Regions from separate parts of the Homo sapiens genome. Here all the other regions are linked to region 2. A link is a loop called in an ENCODE intact Hi-C map of the cell type or tissue named here. Cell type or tissue: dorsolateral prefrontal cortex. All regions are shown on one strand.

Region 1 (2,500 bases), 1.1 Mb before region 2:
GTTGGCAGGCCTCAAGACTGTTGACGGAGCGCCTGACAGGGATGAGGAAATCTCACGGGTGCCACCTTGAAGAAATGATGACACTGGGGACTAGGGCTGCACCTGTCTCTCTGGTGCTTTCCTACTACATTGGTCCCTCTACTCAAATCCAGATAAAGTGGGAAGACAGACCAACACTGAATCAACTGAAAGTAAGCTTCCATCACTCAGTGAGATGGGAGTCTAAATAGAAACTGAGTTTTTAAAGAAAGTTACATTTCTCACACATCAGTATTTATGAATCGAAATTTCTATTTCTCACATGAACAGTTCCTCGTGGCTGTATTTGCACCACTTGCAAACCACTCATGGATTCCAAGAGTGATGCAGTTATGGGAATAAACTGGAATCCACTCTAATTTATTCCTAAAAGTAATTGTTCCATAAGGTTCCATAATTCAGTTCTTATTTGTCAGGTTACTTGTTAATGTCCATTGCAACATTATGAAAATGTGTTTCACACATGCTGCGAACATAGAAGTAAAAAATAAATTTTGAAGGCACCTGTTGTAATGTTGTAACAGGGAAATACCTGAACTATGAATCACAGGACACGGGTTCTGGTGACAGCTATGCCACCTATTAGTTGTGGGTGCTAGGCAAGTCCCTTCCCCTCTTTGGGCGTCTGTCTTCTCATCAGATGACGGAAGGAAATGAAATGACTCATCAATTGCACGTCATTGTGATAACTGCATACCTGCTGTACTGTTATATATGTAGTGATTTTTCTTTAATTCAACTAAGAATTTGAATATTTCAGTTATGTTGCTTGAAATCATCCAGCAGTAGGATGACTGAACTTTAAATGTCCCTTCTCCCCCTGACACTCTGGCCTGTGCACTGTGATTCTAGAATTGAGAGACTGAGCCATTCCCAAACATCCCGTGAGCAGACAGTCTATTGAGCCCATCACATGAACATAGGGGTTGCCCCCCGTCTTTTTTTTCCAAGGCATGGCTGTAGCTGCAGGTGATTCTTAGATAAATAACTAGAAAATATTTGACAGCCTCACCTCCGTTAAATGTTCTTCCAAGGGATTTCAATTGAGTCTCCAGTTTTCAGGTCATTTAAAGTTTGCTACTTCTAAAGTGCCTCTTACCATCAAGGTGTGATGCAAAGAGTTTTCCATTCGATGCTTCCATTGAAATAAATAAATTGAAATGAAGGCGAGGATTTGTCAGGTTTCCACTAGAGGGCAGCAGAGTAGTGAGAATCAGGGTTCTCAGAGGCTTTGTAGTAGAAGTGTTGACATGTGACTTGGCAATTGAATAATTTTTGATACTGTCCTGACACATAAACACCTAGAAGCAGGTTTTCAAAGGTTATTTGCACACTAAAAGAGGAATTAAGGAAACGAACTTGCATGCCAAAAGTAATTTTCAATATTCTACAAAGAACCGTAGCTTCATTATAAGATTGTTTTTAGAGAATATTCAGCTATCGTTAACTGGATATGTTAAACTTAACTGGCAAACACGCATTCAAAATAAATTAGGCTGAGTGGACCTAAGAAAGTAGATCCAGTGACTAATAAAAAATTTCTGCTGGGATTTGGAGTCTGGCCAACTCACCCAAAAGGAGAAATTGGGCTTTAAGTGATTTTTCTAGATCTTCCAGCCCTGGGGGCTCCTAGGCTTGTGATATTAGCATGGTTAAACAGTTGTGCACATACTGCACGGTTTTGTGTGTGTGTGTGTGTGTGTGTGTGTGTGTGTTATTGTGGTCATTTATTTTTAAGGTATTACTCTACCTTCAGCATAAAAAGTCAGCAAATTATCAGAGTTTATTCCATTGACATTCTCACATCTTGAGAAATAGCCCATTTGTATTATCACAGTTTGATATATTTCCCATTTACTGAGCTTCCTTGGCAAGTTGGCATTTTAATTTAATTATACTTTTTGCTAATGGTCTTTATTTTTCAGTGTCTGTGTGTAAAACGCCCGTAGGTTTGATTATCTGCCCCCCTCCTCTTCCCAGTGCCGAGCTATAGTGCAAATTTATAAACTGACAAAATTCAGTGTAAAATTCAGGAAGGTGAAATTAAGGAATTTGTAAAGAAATCCTGCTTAAATGCTGAAGCCTTTTCCTCACTTGCAGAAGACGGCTCCCTCTTGCATAAGTTTAGTACCTGGCCTTGGTGTCTCCAATAGGAACCCAGAACAGAGGCATGTGGCCTGTGTCCTTGTCCCTCTCTGTGCTGGCTCAGACTCTGTCCCCCTCTGTGCCAGATAAGAGAGAGTTTCTGTGCCAGATCAGAGAGGTTGTCCCTCTGAGCTGACAGAGAGAGGGACAAGGCACAGAGAGGAACGTGGACCTCTAAGAGTTTGAACTCTTCTGAGGGTATCCTCTGAGCACCAAGGGATATAGCAACAATGATAATCGCAGGGTTTTCTTGGCTTATTGATGATGCTGGGAGCTTATGGAGGCTTCTCCCTTTAGAATAGAAACTGATCGTGTA
Region 2 (2,500 bases):
GGAGAGGATTTCAGTGGCCTCTTTCCCTCCCAGTCCATTGGCCCCAAGCACCCAGCAGGCCTGGCACAGAGGGGCACCCAAGAAATGTTTACCCAACGAAGCCAGAGTGAATCTTACTGCACATACTCAGGTTAAAAAGGAATATCAAAATATTTTCTCTGAATCAAATAAAATTTCTCCTCCAAGCCTCCATCCAGCAGGCCTGGCCAGAAAATCAATCTGAACTATTCTTTGTTCACCTGAGAGACCAGGAGGATTCCTTGGGGCTCAGCGAATGGGAAGGAGGGCACTGTAGTTGCCCCCTTGTCATGGTGGCCCTGTCCCTTCACCAAGAGCCATTATGGGTGTAGCCATTTCAGTGAGCCACCATTCCCAGGCCATTGGGTTTCCCAGACACCATTCCGAGGCCAGGTAAGTGGATGTTCCCAAACACAAGGCCAGATGCTCACACACATATTCACACCATCTAAACACTGACATAGGCACATAGAGACACACACTGAGAACCTACTCACACCAACACAGACACCACACCAGTCATCCCAAACACACACCTTATAACACACACTGATGTGCCAGGCCCCATGCACAAATGTACTAACGTCTATACCGCACACTCACACACAATGACACAAGCACAGATATTTGCTGAGATTCCCACTAAAACAGATATGCACACTGGCAAAAACACACACACACACGCACTCAGGCCCTCAGCAGAGACACACACTGTGACCCCCAGCCAGGACAGTGACACACACACCGCTTTCACAAGGACACACACACACTCCCACACAAGCAGACAGACCTGCCCAGACAGAAGCATGCCTGCATCGCAACAGCACAGACATACACCCAAGGTTAGGTTCACACTCTGACATACCCAGCCTCACGAATAAATGCAGTTGGTTTGCACACCCAGACACCAGCACACGCTGCACACGGGCTGAGAAGCAGCATGGGTTCTTGCACACACGTGCACACATGCCCCACGCCTGCACCCACGGAGCCCGCGGGCAGTCCTGGGCCTGTGCTGTTCCCTGGTCCATGCTGCCACACAGTGGAGAGGCGGCATCCTCCCCGGCACCCTCTCCCACCCTCTCCCACCCCTGCCCCGGCAGTCATGTGAATGAAAAGACAAAAATATAGATGGGGTGGGGGAGGCGGGTAGTGAGGAAGGGATGGGGCAGAAGATGAAATAATAATACTGCTGGGTTTGTTCATTTCGGTGATAATTAGCGGCGCATTCACGCCGCCTCACCGGCCGCTCCCGGCTGGTCCCGCGTGATGGATGCCTGGTGGTGCTGAATGCAAATTAGCATAATTTCATTACCGAGGGACCCGTGAAAAGGTTCAATTATAGAGCAATCTCATTAATACCAGGGCTTGTTAAACTAATAGAAAGAGACAGGCCCCGCAGCTCTGAGAGGTAGACATGTGCTCAGAATGCAATTAATGCTGCAACCCCAATACCTGGGCCACACCTCACTCCCTAGGACCTGCCTCGGTGCCCTGCACACTTGGGCTCCCGGAGGAACAAGGGTTCTAGTCTCAGCAGCCTAGATCATGTCAGAAAAGCAGAGCATCCAGCTGGGTCAGCCTTGTCAATCATCTAGTTCACTGTTACAGATGGGGAAACCAATGCCCACAGTAGGGAAGTGGCTCGTCCAAGGTGTGTGGTATAATAGAGGGAACAGAGCAGTAAGGGGGACATTCTGGTGGGGGAAAAGTGATATTCATCCCTGCTTTAGTGCCTGGTTCCATGACACATCACCTGTAAGGAGCTGCTCAACTGTGACTCGGTTTCTCCATTATGACAGAATCCCCTTGGGGACACTCAGCATTCCTTCATCTCTCCCTAAAGTTTCTCAAGGCAAATGCACCCGCCTCAGCCCTTTCACCAGCCTGACTCAGCCACTGTCACCCCCAGCTTCTTGAGATGGGGGCTCTGTCAGAGCCGGATGAGCTGAAGCCATGGCGCATTTGGGGAAACAGCTTCAGCACCATCCTCTCCATCCCTGCTTCCATCCAACCCCCTTCCCACAGCCAACACCCCAGTCTAGAAACTAGAAAATCTGGAATAAACAGCTCTCGTTGAGGGAGGAACTTCCTCCCCTCTTTGGACTCTTGCGAATGGGATGAAGACTGGCACCTTCAACCTTTGGCCTAAGAAGATTTCTTAGGAATGTTAAAATCACCCCCTTATTTGACTTCAGCAAAAAAAATGGGTTGTACCTTAACCACATTCCCCAAAGAACCCTTGGCAATGACCTCATGCCGTGGCTCTCTTTCCCGTCCTGGAATTTTATGCACACTGAGCTGGGTCATATGAATTTGCTGTATTTTTTATCACCTCTGTAATATTTGATTTTTTTCTGCAATTGTAAGTAAAACACCACAAGTCCCAAAATACCCCCAAGCTGGAGAATGACTCACACTATATTACTGAACGCATAAAAATATGCAGTGACTCAGAAGGGCCCAGCAGAAGCAACAAACC
Region 3 (2,500 bases), 190 kb before region 2:
CTAGTGACAAAGGTAACTTGATTAATTTCTTCCCTTCCCTTCCCTTCCCTCTCTCCCTCCCCATTCTGCTCCTGGATTTCCTGGGATTCCTCCCAAATCAACCACTTCTACTAAAACATCTCAGAGTCTGCTTCTGGGGGTTCCAAATTAGACCAAATTTTAAAACTTTGCCCATTTGCTTTAAAAATACAATGTTTTAATTTTCATTACTTTCATTGTGAATAAGATTGGATTTATTTTCCTATGTCACTGGCCAAATGCGTTGCTTTTCTCTGCTATCTGCCTGTTCCTGTACTTTGCTCATTTATCTATTGGGCTGTTTGTCTTTTCCTTATTGATTTGTAAGAGCTCTTTGTAAATAATAAAAATTAGCCCTTTGTCTATTATGTGATGCTGTTTCCCACATTGCTGCTTGCCTTCTGACTTTGTTTAGGACTTTCTTTCTCTCTCTCTTTATTTTTGGCCATACAGAAGTTTAAAATTTTAATGTAATCAAAGAGAAGATCGGGTTTAAAATCACTGCTTCTTTCTATTTATTTTCTGCTTGGATTTAGTTCTTCCCATAAATGATGAATAGAACTCTAAGATGAGAAGGAGCCCTGTCAGAGTGCTCTTCTGTATACAGACAACTATATACATACATACATATATATATATATATATATATATATAAAATATAAAATTACACACATACACACACAGTGACGTTCACTGCTAATCTCTCTTTCCTGGAAATTATCCATGTGTGACTGCAGAAATTCTCTGTTCTCTGTGCATTTCTTTCTTGTTTCATAAACCGAGGTTTGCAGCATCAATATGCTTTTGTGTTACAGCCCGGTCTGGATGGAAGAAGTCCACCTGCATTTAACACCAGTTGTACAGAATTCTCAGTTCTCCTGTGTGCAACTGCTCAGAGTTAAGTATTCAGAATAATCAACTGCATATTTAAAGTTCTATCCATCTCTCTTCTTTAGATCTTAAGAGCTAAGGTTTGTTTTCTCTCTCCGTTCGTTGTATCCTACAGAATGCCTGCAGCCCTGGTTTGGGCTGTTTGGTTGGTGCTGTACATCTAGACCTGCCTTTTCCTGGCTTAGCTGTGTCTGGGAGTTAGTCTAAGCTGCAGGGATGGGTGGGGAGAGGGCTTCACTGCACTCAGGCTGTGGATGGAACTAGCAGCTTCGGCTGGAAGGCTCGAGGGTGGTTCAGGGCATGGATTATTGGACTCTCTCTCTGCTCCATGACCAAGTGTCCCCCTTGGCTGCTGACATTTGCATGGGTGTGGGGTAGAGGGAGGTTGCTCTTTAACCATTTCATGTCCACTGTAGTGTAGGTAACGCTAGCACATGCTGCAAGTGAGGATGCCAAACTTGCTATTTCCCACAACTTCTCTAGGTCTCCAAATACAACTAAGGAATAGAAAGGCATTTCTTTCTGTTCCTTGACAATGTCTAGCTTATTCTCATCTCGGCGTATCTACTTGCCCTCCCCCACTCACATTATTTTAGTCTTTACTCAAATGTTCCTTCTCAGAGTGACAATCCCAGCCCACCCCATCTAGAGAAACCACCTCTCCCGCCAACCATGCTCTATCATTTTACTACTTTATTATTAGTATTTTTTGCAAAGCATTGATCTCTACTGTGAACTGTGGTATGTATTGGTGTGCTTGTTTCTTGTAACCTGTCTCCTGGAATGTCCTCTCGGTGAAGGTACAGGCTTTGTCCCAGACGCTAACACCTGACAGATACACAAGGGGTGCTCCAAATGATACTAAACAGGATTCTTCCTCTGAAATGGAGGGGCCTAGGATGGATAGGGGGAATCAGTGCTGACTCCTCAGCTGGGGATGGCCTGGCACCCTCTCACAGGCTTCATGGTGATGGTGCCCACAGAACAGACACCTCTCATTCTCCAAAGAGGACTGAGGACCCAGTCTAGACTTCGTCCAGGGTGTCATTTATGTTTACAATTCCTAAAGGGAAATGACTAACCCTGTGATGTCAAAAAGAACTTGAAGCCTGCTCTAGGAGGTGGAGCTAAAAGAAAAACACTGAGTTGCTAGAAAGGAAGGAGGAAAGTCATTTGGAGAAGGGACAGGAGCTTAAGAAGGTACTGTTTGAAAGAGAAGGAGATTCCACGGTAAGGGCCCCCCAAATGCCCAAGAAGAAGGGGTGAACAGCCTTTCAGACACCTATAAAACTTTCCAATGCATGGTCCAGTTGACATATGGCCAGGAAAGGACATGTACAACTTAAAGGGAACAGTCTCCTGGGCATAAGCTATTACTTTTCAAAGCAGCCTAGAGAAAGAAATTGCATCGTGTTATTCTCATTCTCTCCCTCAATGTCTTTCCCTCTGAATTTCAATCTCTCTCTCTCTCTCTGTATGTCTCTCTGTCTCCATCCTTGTCTGTCCTACCCTTGTCCTGGAGCTCTCTATGTTCTCTGTGTGTTTTCTGATGTCTGCCTCTCTTCCCTTCTGAGATCCTTTTCTGATGGAT

Evidence for each region. A loop is a pair of places that touch in the nucleus more often than their neighbours do. Peaks named below come from ENCODE experiments on the same cell type or tissue, not always from the same donor. Only the 100,000 strongest peaks of a DNase experiment are listed, where the experiment ranks them.
Region 1: it touches region 2 in a loop (5-fold over the local background); 4 of 110 quality-filtered maps call a loop at or near these places.
Region 3: a loop joins it to region 2, with 5 times the contacts of the local background. A loop is called at or near these places in 4 of 110 quality-filtered maps.

The regions. Positions count from the first base shown.
Region 1 is chr16:51,981,652-51,984,151 of GRCh38, reverse strand. No RefSeq gene overlaps it. Among named protein-coding and RNA genes, the nearest start is that of LINC02911, 95 kb to the left of the region's middle. In dorsolateral prefrontal cortex, CTCF peaks have their summits at 1,032 and 1,231 (motif pointing right); a DNase peak (open chromatin) is centred at 1,228; H3K27ac peaks cover 269 bases.
Region 2 is chr16:50,862,115-50,864,614 of GRCh38, reverse strand. All of the region lies in intron 1 of LINC02128 (long intergenic non-protein coding RNA 2128), which reads right to left. Among named protein-coding and RNA genes, the nearest start is that of LINC02128, 23 kb to the right of the region's middle. In dorsolateral prefrontal cortex, a CTCF peak has its summit at 1,066; a DNase peak (open chromatin) is centred at 1,034; H3K4me3 peaks cover 884 bases; H3K27ac peaks cover 2,179 bases.
Region 3 is chr16:51,055,998-51,058,497 of GRCh38, reverse strand. LOC107984887 (a long non-coding RNA gene) reads left to right here. Exons shown (of 3, transcript XR_001752177.2): 3 at 834-2,500. Among named protein-coding and RNA genes, the nearest start is that of LINC02127, 39 kb to the right of the region's middle. In dorsolateral prefrontal cortex, no CTCF peak of the experiment used is centred here; no DNase peak of the experiment used is centred here; H3K4me3 peaks cover 1,307 bases; H3K27ac peaks cover 2,157 bases; H3K27me3 peaks cover 422 bases.